Linked DNA regions of Mus musculus: region 2 is linked to region 1. The links are chromatin loops, found by intact Hi-C in ENCODE. Cell type or tissue: left cerebral cortex. All regions are shown on one strand.

Region 1 (8,000 bases):
ATAAATGCAATATTCTATGTGGGCACTATACTGGCTAAGGTTTCAGCCCTAACAAAGATGTTGATATCACCTCCCGTGAAGCTTGGGGGCACAGCAGAAGAGGAGCTGGGGAAAATGTAAGAATCAAAAGATGGAGAGAAGGATGAGCAAACACCCATCTTCTAGGCATGCTGCAGACTTTGCAAGCGGAAACTCACACAGCTGTGATGATCTGCCCTAGGCCTACACAAGGCCAAACTTCTCAACAGTTAATTATGCATTTTGGGGGGGGGGACTCATCAGGGGTGGGGGCAAGGAGATGTAGGCTACTGGTGGAATCTGGAAGATGAGGGAGTCACTTTCTTCAGTTGTGGGAAAGATGAGCAAGGAGGAAATGAGTTGACAGGAATAGGCTAGGGTTGAGAGTGTAGGAGTAAAGGTAATTAGAAACGCATTTTATACGTGTATGAAATTGTCAAGGGACAAATTGAATTAATTTCTAAAAAAAATCTCAGTGGTTAGTTTGGGTAGATTTGGAAACTGATCAAAATCCAATCAATGGCTTCCAAAGGTTATAGTCATCCATAAGTTTCTTGCCTACAGAGAGAGAAAGAGGGATAGGGAGAGGAAGAGGGGGAGGGGGAGGGGGAGGGGGAGGGAAGGGGAGGGGAGGGGGAGAGAGAGAGAGAGAGAGAGAGAGAGAGAGAGAGAGAGAGAGAGAACACTCCCTTAACCCTGCTGTTTAAATGCCAGTGACTTCTTTTATTCCCACTCATGACAGTGTAATGGCAGGCATGGCAGTACAGGTCTGTAATTCGTGAGACCCTGTTTTGAAACAAAGCAATTTAATCATCACTCTATAGATACTTCCACATATTTCTTAGATGCCAAACGTCTGTGTTCCTTTTTTTTTTTTTTTTTTTTTTTTTTTTTTTTTTGTAAGAGTGTGCTTGGACTCTGAGAGAAAAGAGCCTGAACAGATCAGATTAGTATGTCCTTTAAATGTCATCAGTAAACCAAGTTAAGGGGAAAGCGAAAAGACCATTGACCTGCAGGTGTCTGGGTGAAAAATCTTGTGCTTTTGGCAGCAGCTCTCCAGACTTTCTTTGCACTCAAAGCAACTGCAGTTTTCCGGGTGCTGAATGAGATCTCCCGGACATGGTGCTTTACAGACGCACTCACAGCGATCTTCATCAAACGTCATGTGCGGTCCACAGAGAGTGGGTTCCTGGAGGTAAGAGTGGTCTAAAAGAAATAGGAAAGTGATGATCCAAATTAATTGCAAGTTGTCCATCTTCCCAGTAAAACTTGGAACCTCCCAATCTCCTTGTCTATAAGTTTTTTAACCTTAATATTTCCACAGGGTGAAAAAGATCCATCTGTGATTTTATAACATCAGCATAGAACTCATGTGTTTTCGTAGGTTTTAAATTTAAAAAACACCATATGGTGAATGTTTCTGACAGATTTTTATGGTGGTGACTGACCAGTTAAAAATATAAACTTCTGTGCTGGAGAGATTGCTCAAGGGTTAAGAGAACTCCCTACTCCGGCGGAGGACTCAGGTTTGGTTCTTAACACCCACACGGCAATTTAAAACTGCCCATAACTGAAATCTAGGGGTGGGGGTTGGGAGTGGAGGGTGGCTGTTGCATTCTTCTGGCCTGCACGGGCATTTTGTGCACACCATGTAAAAGCAATGCAGGCAAAAAACACTCATACACATGAATTAAAAATCTATCTATCTATCTATCTATCTATCTATCTATCTATCTATCTATCTATCTATCATCTATCTATCTATCTATCTATCTATCTATCTATCTATCTATCTATCTAACCTATGTAACCAGCCAGTAATGACAAGATAGCAAGATATAGGCTGCCTATAAGTATGAATGCAGTGCTCTCCAGTATTTTAAAAGTGTGGGAACCGGAAGTACTAATGCTGTAGAAATGTTTTCCTCAGAATTTCCAGATATCTAATGATGCATTCCCTCATCTTAGATCACCACACTTGTAAGAAACATATAAAGGTAACAATGAACTCTGGTCTGATCTCGATCAGTGAACTGAAATACATTGCAAAAAGAGTAAGAGACAGGCTAGGAGGCGTGGCTTTCTGGGTAGAGAATGCTTGCTTAGAGTCCATGAGAAGTTTTGGGTTCAGTCTCCTGTGGCTCCTAGACTGGGTGTGGTGACACATGATTGTAATTCTAGCACTCACTCCAGAGGTAGAGGCAGAAGGATTGAAAGTCCAAGGTCATCCTCTGCTACATATTGAATTTAAGGCTAGACTGGAACTCCTAAGAGTCTGTCTCCAACAGAAAGCAAAAGCAAACAATTAGTGGAGAAGGTGAAAATTTTGGAAGCCCGTGCACTTTTAATCTCAGCATTCATGCAGGTTTTGGAAGAAAATGAATATCTCTTCCCCAAACCTGCTTCTTGTTCAGTTAGCCTCATTTGGGGGCTGGCACCATTGTCCACTAGATCTTGTAGTCAGGGTTTCCACCCTGTCCCTTGTTCATGCCCTCTCTTCTCCATGACACTGCCTCGGTCACAATTCACCCAGTACCTGGTATTTCTTGTGTTGGTGGCTGCCGCTCACATCACAACCACACTGTGCACCCCTTCAGTCTTTCCCTCACATGACTATCAAATGCAAACCTAATCCCTATCACCACCAAAGCTTTACATGTACTTTTATTCATTTATTTTTTGAGACAAGGTCTTATTATGTAGCCCTGGCTATTCCTGGGTCTTGCTATGTAGACCAGGCTGGCCTTGAACTCATAGAGATACACCTGTTTCTGTTTCCTCAATGCTGTGATTAAAGATGTGAGCCACCATGCCTGGCTACGCTTTAAGTGTCTTAAATCTTCCTCCACACACAAAAGGCCAAATTTTACATCAGGATATAAAAGATCTTCCATGATCTTGACCTTAAAAAAACTTTCATGCTCATTCTTAGCCCTCTCTTATCCACCCCCTGCCCCGCCACCTCTCCCCAAAATGGCAATCTCTCATGATCCGGTCTCCTGGTTTTGACTGCTCTTTAATTGGCACATATTTAGACAAAGAGTCCATTTTGAATCTCATGACCAGGACATAGATGAGCTACATACGTTATAAATCCCTGAGGCAAATGTCAATGTAGGGCAAGACAAGGAAGGCTTGATAACTGAAAAACAGTCAAGGGTTCATATTGAGCACAAGGTGGCAGCAAAGACTCACAAGAAAACTCTCTATTGGCCCCACAGAGTAGTTTAGGTGGAACACAATCCTGAGGAATTCAGCACAGTATGTGGCAGAAGCAGAACATAGGTCCTTAGCAAGTTAAAGGGAACAGAGACTGGATGTAGGAGAACTAGGTTAAACAGCAACTAACTGGGGCTGACACCTCGAAGTATTTCATATTGGTGTTCATACCTAGGGACATCGACTCTGGATTACCAATGTATCCTGTCCTCAGCCTTGTTCCATTCACTACTATTATTATGTCTTATTCATTACAGCAATGAAACTGAGTCGGACTTGCATCAACTGCATTCATTTGGAGAATAGATGACTGTAGACAAGGAACTTAGCTCAATATCTTTGTATGCAGAAAAGGTGTTTAGTACACAGAAAGTAATGTGTCATGGGCAGAATGGGACCACTGGAGAAGCAGATGGGAACTTTGGCACATGAGAACGTTAGGAGTGGTGAGAACTAAAAGTAACTGAGCTGCAATCCACACCCTCCGTCCTCCCTCACCTCCACCACTGTTACAGCTTCCCCCAAAGGTTCCCTGCCCCATGTTCTGCTCAAAGCAACTCACTCTCTTCCACACAGTTGCTGGCTGGATCTTTCTACATTCCCAATGGGTGTTACCACTGTCTTTCTTGAAGCATTTGGGTGGTTTTCATTTGTCTAAAAGATCACCTCTTTCACTCCAATCATGCAAGTATCCCCAGCTTCATCCCTTCAAATCTACCCCTTCCCCTCAGTATGTATGTGTGCCCATAGTAAGGTTAACCTTCATTGCTGACTTTACAGGACTCTAGTACTTTCAGCTCTTGGTGTGCCTATGAGCATACTACCAGAGAAGATGAATTGAGGAAGACCCACTGTACACATGGGCTGGGCAGTCAGACTGAACCGAAGGAGGGAGGGGAACTGGAAATGCTGATAGATAGGAGCTTGTCTGCTTCCTGGCTGGAGATACAAAGTGATCAGCACTGCTCCTGCTGCCAGACCATTCCCAGCATGATGGACTGTTCTGTATCAAAGTGAAAGGCAAAATGAGCCCGCCCGCCCGCCCTCCCTCCCTCCATCCCTCACCTTCCTTCTTCATTCCTTCTTTTTTCCTCTCCATTGCTTTTGTCAGATATTTTATTACAGCACCTAAAAAGTAACCAATGTGTTCCCCCACTAACCTTTCCCAGCACTGGGTTTTTGCTTTCTCACCTAAGCCCTGCTCAGAGCACATCTCTCTTTCCATCCTCAATGTATGAACCTACCTAGTGAGTCTTCCCCAGGAATTAACATCCCCCTGAAAGAAAATGCCCCACCCAGGTTATGACCCCTCCTCAAGTCTGTAGGGCCCAACCTGTTTATTTGAGGTGCCCCCCCCCCAGGGAACTCCTTGGCTTCGACTCCACGCAGGATTGGCTGATGGTGATTTAGCAACTGCATTGTGTCATGCTGCCTCAATTGTCACCCTTTACTTTGTTGTGTCTGTGTTGAAACTATATGTGTGTGAGCCTTTGGCTAGATAACTTCAAAAATATTTTACCTCCCATCCTAGTTTGAGCTCTTACACTGGTGCCGAGAACTGGAACCTGAGGACAAGAGCACTAAGAGCTTGACATTTCAGACAGATTCTATGGCTCTGGATCCTTGCTATTCTTGCTAGGAGATCAGAGTTTAAAACAAGCAACGTTCACGTTGCATGGTCCCCTGTGATAGTTTTCAGTGGAACCAAGTCACATGTGTGGAAATAAATTTTAAAAAAAGTAAACCATCATGTTTGTTCAACCATATGTTCATGCCAGGATTCAGAGCTTTAACAGATCGGGAGATGGAATGACAGGCTAGCAATTCCCTATTTGGCTTAGCCCAGGAGCATGATGTGTTCCAGTTACAGACAAATGTTCCCACGTGTCCTCCTTCTTTCCTTTATTTTTTTCCCAGAGTATTTGCTTGCTTTCAAATGGTGCAGTTGAAAGAAACCAAGTTCCAAATGACCTATGAGTTTCACCCCAAAGTAGTTTTCATTAGAGTATAACACCTGCTTTAGGGGGCTTTGTCCACTTTGTACTTTTCTTTGAGAATGAACAGCGAAGCGAACAGAGAAGGCTCTAAAATCCAACCACTTCTGGCACTGTTATCTGTGTGAGAGTGAGGAAATTACTAGATATCTCGGGGTAGACACTGTGTGCTTGTAAAGAGGGATGATCATGAGTTGTGAACATTGTGGGATGTTGTGCCTTGATTGAGACGCTTGACCCTCAGTTGTCTGGGGGAGGTTATGGAACCTTTAGGAGGCGAAGCCTTTCTGGAGGAAGTACGTCACTAGAGGCGGGCTTTGGAGGGTTATAGCCTTACTCTAGCTCCTGTTTTCTCTTTGCTTCCTGAGTGCAGATGAAATGTGACCGGTCAGTTTCCTGCTCCTGACGCCCTGCCTGCCTGCTCACATACCTTCCCCACTATGATGGGTTACCCTCAAACATGAGTCAAAATATGCTCTTCCTCCCGGAAGTTGCTTTTGGTCACAATATTTTATCACAACCACAGAAAACTAATACACGTGGTCATAGTGAATGCTCAGCCATGCTAAATGTTGTATTCCTTCTATCAGTATGGTTAGTACTTCACTACTGCCATCCTTACCTTCTGTCCCAGGCAGTGGAGTCTCGTCTTGCAAAACACATTTACATTTGGTGTTATCCCACAGCATGTCAATAGGACAGAGTTTCTTGGAATGAGGACATCTAGGAAAAGAAAGCAAAGAACCAGATTTAAAAGTTTTTCAGAGTAATCCTACTTTGGGAATATTAAGTCATTCTTAATATTTGATATCTAATAATCTAAACATTCTGTGTGGAGCATGTTAGTGCTTTCAAATTTTGTTTCTAAGAGTGATACAGGAGAACAAATGTTTGTCTCTCACGGCATGGTGACTGTGAAAAAATTACAACTGTGTGAGAAGAGTTGTAAAGACCTTAACGTTGGGGCTAAAGAGCCGGTTCAGCAGCTCAGAATGAGTACTGTTCTTCCACGGGGCCGAGTTCAGTTCTCAACACCCATGTGGATCGGCTCACAACCACCTAGAATCCCTCCTCTAAACGATCCAGCACTTTCTCCTGGACTCCAATGGCACATGCACAGATGTGCAGACCCACACACATGCATACATAGACACAAACAAACAAAAGAAAATATGGAGCTTACTTTATATTTAGAAATGACATCTTATGACATAATAATTCTATAGTTATAAATATTCTATTAGGGAAACTTTAGAGACTAAACTTGGATTTATGAGAGTCACTGTTTGCACAGGAGTGAGGGGAGACATGGTAGCTATGAGGCTGGAGCAGTTTTACAATGCATTCGGCCACTCATTCTAAGAACAAAGGTGTTGGGCCAATGTGGCAGCACATCTTAAATCCCAGCACTCAGGAAGCACAGGCAGAGTTCAAGGGCAGCCTGGTCTACAGAGTGAGTTTCAGTTCAGCCAGGGATACAAAGTGAGATCCTGTCTCAAAAATATCAAAATAAAAAACAAACATACAAAAAAAAACCCACAGTAAAACCCTGAAGGTGTCTGAATCCAAACATGCTGTGTTCATGATCCTCAAGGTTTTGGGTCCTACTGTAATATAGATATAGCACCTAGTAAAAAAATAATGTGTTTGTCAAATACTATGAATAGATCTGGTTTTAAAGTCAGAAGATGAAAAAATTTAATGAAGAGAATGTAATTTTTGCAATTACAATGCAATTGCAACTTATATTTTTTCTATTTGTGTCTTCAACATTTTGATTAGTGTATATTGTAAAAAAATAATGGTTTTCACCATACCATATTCATGCATGCATAAAATATACTTCACCTGCACTTTTCTCCTCTCTTTTCCTCTCTGCCTCCTCCTCTTCATCTGCTTCCTTTCCCTAAAAACCCCCCTTCTACTTTCATGTCTTTTTGTTTTTTAATGCTCCATAAAACAGAAAATGTGCAACACATGTCTTTCTGAGGATGCCTGTATAATGGGTAAAGGAATGTACATGCAGTTTTGTCAAAAGCAAGAACAGACATTATCAAGTCCAGGAAATGCTTACTCATCTTCTTCTGGGGTCTGAATGGATCTTCTGATAATTGAGTAAGGATGGCGGGGGCCCGTGGGCAAGCACTTACAACCCGTATGGTTGGCAATTTTAACAGGCACTAACTCGGGCACTGATGTCAGAGGCACTGATATCTCAAAGAGCTGCAGCAAAGAAAGAGAACCATGATGTAAATTTTATTGTATACTTTTCTCAGTTTCCACCATCTGCATTTTTGCCCTTATCCTTTATGGTAATGACTTCAGCAAAGTTATTCATGAGCAATAGAGTTAGTCATTGTAAGTAAGCGGTTTGGAATGCCGGGAGTCAGGAGACAGGGGGCCTTATCCAGCTTGCTCTCCTAAGTGTTTTCCTAATCTGTTCTTTTCACTATCATTCAAGTTCTTTAAAAATCCCTGCTCTCTGCTCTTGTTTTTAAAATTGAATATAAATTGTAAGTATAAACAAAATAAAATCTTTGGTGGTTCTTTGGGACGTGGGTGGATTTGATTGTTATTTAAACTACTTACTCATCCCTTCCCAAACCATTTCTATTGATGACAGACAATTTCCTACCTCCTGGCATTGAGCTTGGCCATAAAACTTGTTTTGGCCAATAAGATGATAGCTGACACCACATAGTACAAATTGGGACTGTGCATGCCTTGTGAGATTTATTATGTCTTGCTTATGGTATAGCCATGAAATGG
Region 2 (8,000 bases), 310 kb after region 1:
CACACACACACATACACACATGCACACACACACACACACTGAAATAATGTTTCACTATGTAGGCCTAGTTGACCTAGAACTCACTTTGTAGACCAGGCTAGCCTCAGACACTCAGTCCCACCTCTGGAAAACTGCCATTAAAAGGTGTGTACCATCACACCCGGATTCCTTTTCCTTTTTTATTTTTTATGCTCACATCAGATATTGGGAATCTGAGGGAAATCAACTGATAGTTATCCTCTTCTCTGGGCTCTGAATTATTGCAAAAGTCACTCTTTAGTAAAGCACTTAGGACTTGGAGATAAAAGGACTGGTTGGAGACTATTTAATCCCCAGGCAAATTTTTCCTCCCAATCATAAAAAAATCCCAAAATTAAACCAGAAGAGGGTGATACATGCCTGTCATTCCCAGTACTCAGGATGCTGAGACAGAAGGATCAGGATTTCAAGACCATCTTTAGCTACATAATGAATTGAAGGCCAGCTTGGACCACATGAGACTGTCTTACGCCACCACCACCACCAATCCTGAAATGAACTAAGTTCAACCGTAACTGTCTTTGGTAGAGCTGAATTGAGATAGGTATCCTGTGTTTGGGGAATACATAGCAGGCTGTACAATATGGAAACTTCCAATCTAAGTGCTCCTTAACTGTACAGAGCAAATACAGCCTGCTCGTACTTGGAAGTTCTACTAGGAAGCAGCACCAGGAGAGCCTGGTGGGAGCAGATAGGGCAAGCTTGCTTGAAGACGCTTTATCCAGCCCACCAGTCATTTCACCTCCTGCTGGAGGCACTGGAGAGGGAGTAGAGAGCCACCAGGAGTGGTAACATAATCACAAATAGAAAAGGACAGAATCTCTACAAATAGAGAAGATACATGCAGGAGAGTAGGGAACAAATATAAAACTGTTAAAAATGGCCCAGGCATGGTAGCAAGCACCTTTAACTGCAGAGAGACAGGGCAGGCAGATCTCTGTGAGTTCCACACCAGCCTGGTCTACATAGCTCCAGGACAGCCAAGGCTACATCATGAGACCCTGTCTCAACAAAAAAAAAAAAAAAAATTAAAACTTTGTACTAAGTGATTTTAAGAAAATTAACAAGATATATATCAATGTGGGGCCCATATTTTGGTTACTTTTTAGAGAATAGATTTCTTTGATATTACCTAGCTCTCTGCAAGAAAAATTACAATGGAAACATGGAAAGCTTAGGACATAAAAGATGTAAATATAATTTTGATCATGGCCATTGATAGTCATATTACCTAACCACTGAACAAAGGGAATATGATAGAAATTGTAAGCTGAGCTCTACTGTGAATGTTTAAGTGTTCCATAAATATGCAGGTTCCAGGCTGGTCATGGTATCTCATGCCTGCTACCCCAGCACTTGAATGGCTGAGGCAGAAGGATCATCACAAGTTCCAAACCAGCCTGGGTTACACAGCAAGTTCCAGGACAAGCAAGTTTACATAGAAAGTTACTAAGCAAAGCAAGGGCTGGAAAGATGGTTCAGTGGGTAGAGACAGTTGCTGCCAAACCCGAGGGCCTGAATTTCATCCCCTGAACCCACGTCACAGAAGGAAAGAATTAACCTCCCACAAGATGTCCTGACTTCCACTTGCATGTCATGATGTGTGTGTGTGTATGCACACATGTAGACATACACACACCTACACACACACAAAATAAGTAAATAAATAATAATAAAAATTAAAAAGAAAACTGCTGGTCCCTTAAATCAGGGGAGGGTACTAGATCATATTCAACATAGGAAATTGAAATAATGTATTATCTCAAACAGGCACTTGAGATTTCGTGCTGTCAGCTTACTCTGTTGCTTCTCTGTTGGGAACTTTTCTCATGGAGAATGCCACCATTGCTCTGAAGAGGTATTCTTGATCCGTGTCCCAGACATACTGAAAGAAAAGGGAAAGTCGGGATGAATGGGATAGGAAAGAGTCCATTTGATGGTATGTTCCATCACCCTCCTCCTCCTCCTCTTTCTCACCCACCTCCATATGTTTCTCACAAAGCAGGGATCATGACAACTCACACCTCATTCTAGCACCTCATGAGAGTATTGTTAAGAACCAGGCTCATACTGAGATAGAAACACATATTTTATCATAACTGTTCTTTCTTTCTTAGAGTGCTGAAAAATAAATGATCCTAAACAACAGCAGAAAATTTATCCCCTGGTTACCTTCTCTATACATGAAGGGTGTATATATATATAGATATAGATATAGATAGATAGATAGATAGATAGATAGATAGATAGATAGATAGATAGATATTCTTTCCTAAGTAGTTTCAGAGTCCAAGCTTACAATAAATAACCTTAACACCCAGGAGGGTGGGGTAAGAGAGTCGAGACAAGCTCAAGGCTGGACCAGCCTGGTATATATAAAGAGTTCCAGGCCAGCCAGAACTGCATATTGAGAGCTTGTCTAATAAAAAACTATACATATAGGACTAGGTAGATAGCTCAGCAGGTAAGAGCACATACTGTTATTACAGAGGACCTGAGTTCAGTTCCCAGCATCCATATCAGGTGGCTCATAATCACCTGTAACTCCAACACTAGAGTATCTGACACCCTCTTCTGATCTCTATGGACACACACAAAACTAAATATTAATTTTAAAAATAAGTATACATATGTATTACATGTATATGTAATTTTATATACAATATTACAAATGAGTATACACGTATACACATCCCTCTGTGTGTGTGTGTGTGCGCGCGCGCGCGCACAGGGAAGCCTTGTTGTGATGTGGAGACAGGGAAGGAGCCTGCTCAAATATAAATGAGAATGCCAGTGTAGCAAACAAAAATGACAATGTCAACCAGAACTTGCCAGAGCATGGCTTTAAGTTGCATTTGGGATCTTAGTAAGGATACCTTAGTTCCTTTTACAAGATGAGCAGAGCTCTCCCAGCAGGAGTGTGGCTTAGGCCACAGAATAAAGCTCCTGAGAGCTGGAAAACACTAACTAGTGCTGCTTTGTGTTGGGAATTGAGCAGAGAGAACTAACTTGAGTTGAAGGCAAGACTAAAAGTCGGTGTGTCTAGCAGTCACGTCACATTTCTACTATGGCTTTCAAAGTATTTCCGAGTAGTTTCTAGGAAAAAATGTATAGTAATAAAAAATGTACACAACTAAAGAATGATAAGGAACGTGTTGCTCAGAGATACAGTCCTGGCTTAATACCCACAGACCAAAATAGCACGGAAGAGACATAGACAAGAAGGCTCATAGTACTTTATGTACCTGTTGTCCAGGTATCTAACATACAGACAGTATAAGTATAGACAACTGAATGTATTGTTAGAGAACAGTTGTGGCTTCATGGACCACACAGTGCATATCAACTGCATGTATTTATCTGTCATCTCATATTCCTTGCTTCCTCATTTGAATAACACTTCTACCAAGTCCTCGAGTCTCCCAGGTCATTTTACTTTCTGCTTGCATCGAAGAACACTGAAACCTCACATTTTAGTTGAATAGTCAAAAGTAACAAGAGAGTCACAAAAATGGGACTTGTTTAATTTTAAATTCATGATGCCTGACCCTCAAATTCCCTGCTCGCCTCTTAGCATTCTCCATAAGTTCTTTGTCTCAAGACAATTGTCTGTCCCAAGATGGCTTCAAACTTCCGACAGTTCCCCACCTCATCATAATACTTTTTCTTCCACCTCAGCTCTCAGTGGATGCTTTTGGTTTTATACTCACTCCAACATCCAAAGCAGAAGTCTGAACCCAGGGACTTTCCCTTGCAAGCTCTCCACCAGTGAGCTTAATCCTTCACCCCTGAGTTTGTAATTTAGAGATAAAAGTCTCAAGTTAGCGATTTAACCTCCCTTGACCTCCCAAGGCAAAGAAACAAACCTTCCACCACTGTACTTCCTAAGCACTTCCTCTCCTCAAGTGCCAGACATTTGTCTCCTGATAAAGGCTAATCCCCACAAGTGTGCTGGGAATGCCTCTGCTCCTCCCTTCCCAGACTTGAAACCGCATCAGTTTCTTCTGAGTACTCAAGGCCAGTTGGAGTCTGTCCGCTGACTTTTACTCATGCTCAACTTGTTTCCACTAAACCAACAGTAAAAACCTGTGGTTTTGCTCCATCTTCCGACTGCTAGCTCTCTCCAACCTTTCAGAGCCAGACCTCCCTCTCCCTCCCCCTCTCGGGGTCTTATTATCACAGGCTAAGTGGGTAATGAAGAAGGACCGTGAACTTCTGATCCTTCTGCCTCCATCTCCTAACTGCTAGCAGGCCTGGCTTATGGGGTGTTAGAGATGGAACTCAGGGCCTCACACATGCTTGGCAAGTATTCTCCCAGCTGAAGTACAGCCCAAGTCTCCTGACTCAGCAGCCTCCAGACCAATCCAAAGGATTTATAGGAGTGACCTATACTTCTGCATGTTCACCCCCAACTTACCCTGCTTATTTTATCCCCCTCTCCAATATCTGACTTTTTCCTTCTCCATCTTTGCAAAAACAGCTCCTGCTAACCTCCTCAGCCTTCACAGAATGATCTTGGCCTCTCACCAGCATTTGATGGTTTAAACAGTTCCTTTGTCTTGAAACAACCTCCCTCCCACCCACTGCCCGCATGAAACACATTTCCCATGCAGTCCCCCTTTTTCAAGGTCCTCAATGTCGTGTTCTTCCTCACAGCTTCTGTTCCAGACATCCTGGTCTTCTTTCCATCCTTCAGGGTCACCGAGCTCCTGGAGATTCTTGTTATGCTCACATGTGACAGCCCTCTGCCATCCTTCCCTCCTTCTCTGTTCTGTGTCTCTTCATGGTTACATTAGACATTGCAGAAGTGCCTGGGACAGAGGCTCCTGCTGAGGCCAGAGACCAGTATACTTCTCCTTCCTGTAATGCTTCTTAAGACTGCACATCGTATTTGCTTTACTCACTATTTGACACACAGCTGACTCTCACTATTATAAGTTCCGCAGGGAACAGACAAGCCCAGTGTTAGCTGCCATCACATCCCTAACATGCAGGCAAATCTAAAGATCCTGTGATAAGAGATTTTATACCCTGGCTGGGAGCAGGGTCTCTGCAGTCAAACTCGCTGGGTCTGACTCTCCTGCCATTTACTGACTTGAGATCTTCAAAGAGTCGCGTATGTGTCTGGGCCTGTATGTTTTCACTCATCCAGTCAGAATGGATATACCTGTACTCAAAGGGGAAGGGCTCAGAAGCTGATAGGAGTTTAGTGTTTAGAAGAGCCTCCACAAAGAAGTAATAAATAAATAATGATTTGATAAAGGTTTATTTTATATGCTATAACAACTATTACTTATCAGACGAATAATGAAAACTCTGGCAGCTGATTAGTTAGCAAGTAGAATACTTTCAAATCCCTTTAGCAATCTGGGTTTTGTTTGTTTTTTTTGTGGTATGAGGCATTAATATCACCTACTGGTCTTTTTTTTTTAATGCAGAGCATACTAGGACACTGACACTAAAGTTAGACAATAGCATCTCCTTAATTCAGTGATCTTTCCTACTCTTCACCCCCTATAGACTCTGAGGATCTTAAACTTCTATTATTTCAAGCACAATCTCCGTACTGTCACCTTCATAGATGGGAAGAATTGAAGCTTCACATAGAACTGGATAATTTTGTACTATGAAATAAATTGGTAGCACCAGTCTTTCTTTCTGAGAACTAGAAAACAGACTGATAACATTTAGATGCCCATGATAGTGGAGGGCAGACTTTACCTAGACAAACACATCTACATCAGACCAGACAGCCCACTTTGCTCTATGTTGCTGGACTGAGTCTTTCAAGCTTTCAAAGCTGTTTTCCATAACACAATTTCCCCATGTATTTTCAATCACTCAGTACTGATTGTGTACTTTAAGAAAACTCATTCTATCAGTGACTCCCATGTTACTGTAATCTAGCTTTGGCAAAAGATCAGACTTGAAGACTCAGAAGCCATCTATTTGAGAAAAGCCCAGAGCTATTGGAAAACAAAACTTGAAATGAGCCAGCAGGTGTTCTACTTACTGCTTTATCTCCAAGAGCTGCTCTGATGCTAAGTCTTACTTTAAAGGCATTTTCTGCATCTGCCAGAGAGAGGGGGAAAAAGAAAAGGGAGGGGGGGGACAACAAAGAGCAGTAAATTAGGATAAACTGTGAGAAAACGGAGCCTGATAAACCCTAATGTTTAACACAGCCCAGATGAACATAACAAAGAACTACAATTGATCTGTACTAGTGCCCCTGCAACTTAAAAGAAAAAAAAAGCCTATGAAATCACCCCCATTTTCCCTTCCGATTGCTAAGAGTCACTGGTTCAACTTTCAAGCCACATGTCCAAAGACTTAGGAAAAAAAAATCATTCTTTTTTTTTTTCTCCACTCTATGACTTTTCAAGCATTCAGGAATCTGTTAATTTATTTTTTAAGCTTCAAGGCTACGTACCTGGATGGCAGAGTTCAGCGTGAATAGTAGTCACCAGGAAAAAGAGCGCCCACAACATTCTTTCAGAGCCGCAAACAGAAGACAAACTGAGGGGAAAATAATCCACTCTCTACTTAAAGCTGCTTTAACCATTCTGTGACCCGGATTAGGGTATCGGAGAAATCAGCGAGCCACCATCTAAAAGGTTTAATAATTAACGCCCATCAGTTGGGTTAATACGTCCATAGAAGCGAACCATCCCCTGTCAGTTATTTACGAAAATCTATTTGAGAAGCAGGTTAGTGGGTTCTTCCTCAAACTCTACCTCATAAGAATGTTTCCTGAGCTGACACAATCAGAAGCCTCCCACCTGCCTCCTGTAGTTGTTTGGTTAAGCTAAACGTGGAGAGCATGGAGTTTTCTTTGGCATAATCTTTGTGCCCTTTCAGGCTAACCAATCTGATTCAAAGACAGGCTACCATACTTAGGAAACAAATATAACTCCTTTTTCACCTCTGGAGAGTAAAGGGAACAAGACTTCCTAGACTGTTGGTTGGTTAACAATTCCCAACTAGAGGATGGCTAGGTTAAACTCTAAGATCTGGCTACTGTCTAAAACTCAACATTAATGATATAAAGCCTCACGCTGGAGATGATGATCATTGGGTGATGACGATGGTGATGGTGATGACGATGGTGATGGTGATGGTGATGGTGATACCTTCCCTGAACAGTGCTCTGTCCTGGTGCCACTAGGAAGAAATGAATGCTAACCCTTTAAAAGGGGCTAGAACTGCTAAGAACCTGTCATTTAGTTAAGTTGCTACACAGTGCTAGTGACAACATTGTTCAGCGCAACTATTTAACAATGACTAAGAACTACTTACTGTGAGCTAGGCTCCCTGATTATTTCTCAAATCCTTACAGTGGTTACAACCGTCTCACATGTGGGGTATCCAAGGACTGAGCGTTAAAGTCATTGGGTGCAATGACATGAGGAGAATGTCCCTTTCCCAGCTACCCTGACTTAGCTTCAAGCTTATCACCATTACACTGAGTCTCTGGTCCTAAGAGGTCAAAACTGAAATTAAAACCAACCCCTGAGATACTCTGAGGTCTAAGATAGTGGGATGAAGGCTCTCCCCCAGTGGGCATCCCACCAACCATGGCAATAGAAGTTCCTTGGGGCCTAGGCCTGGGCTTTCCTCTCCCTCGTGGCAGTTCCTTCCTGGAAAGTCCTGAGTGGGAAGATGAGCCTGGATGACTCTGATGTTCAGTAGGACATTTATTTGGGTTTTGAAGCAACAAGGAGGAAGCTATGAGCAGGGGCATGTCTGTTCCACTGAGAGACACGGTGGGGGCAGGGTATGTTGGAGATGGCTCTCTTCTGTCAGCTCGACCCACCCAAGGGAGGTCGAGCGATACCCACCATTTCTCCACCTTGGCACCAGGGATGTTGAGAGAAGAAAAGCTGTCCCAGAGGAAGAGGCAGCCAAGCCAGGCCAGCCACTCTAGCAATGTCACTGTTAAATGCAATGGAAATTTCCCAGAG

Evidence for each region. Hi-C counts contacts between places; a loop is a spot of excess contacts. Peaks named below come from ENCODE experiments on the same cell type or tissue, not always from the same donor. Only the 100,000 strongest peaks of a DNase experiment are listed, where the experiment ranks them.
Region 2: it touches region 1 in a loop (4-fold over the local background); 7 of 42 quality-filtered maps call a loop at or near these places.

The regions. Positions count from the first base shown.
Region 1 is chrX:164,393,887-164,401,886 of GRCm38, reverse strand. Vegfd (vascular endothelial growth factor D) reads right to left here. Exons shown (of 7, transcript NM_010216.2): 4 at 7,306-7,454; 5 at 5,854-5,954; 6 at 1,029-1,224. Among named protein-coding and RNA genes, the nearest start is that of Piga, 22 kb to the left of the region's middle. In left cerebral cortex, a CTCF peak has its summit at 3,192 (motif pointing right); DNase peaks (open chromatin) are centred at 1,166, 1,470, 3,224 and 5,001.
Region 2 is chrX:164,088,800-164,096,799 of GRCm38, reverse strand. It overlaps Cltrn (collectrin, amino acid transport regulator), which reads right to left and starts at 6,613. Exons shown (of 6, transcript NM_020626.2): 1 at 6,470-6,613; 2 at 6,053-6,111; 3 at 1,839-1,924. The coding sequence starts at 6,527. In left cerebral cortex, no CTCF peak of the experiment used is centred here; a DNase peak (open chromatin) is centred at 7,936.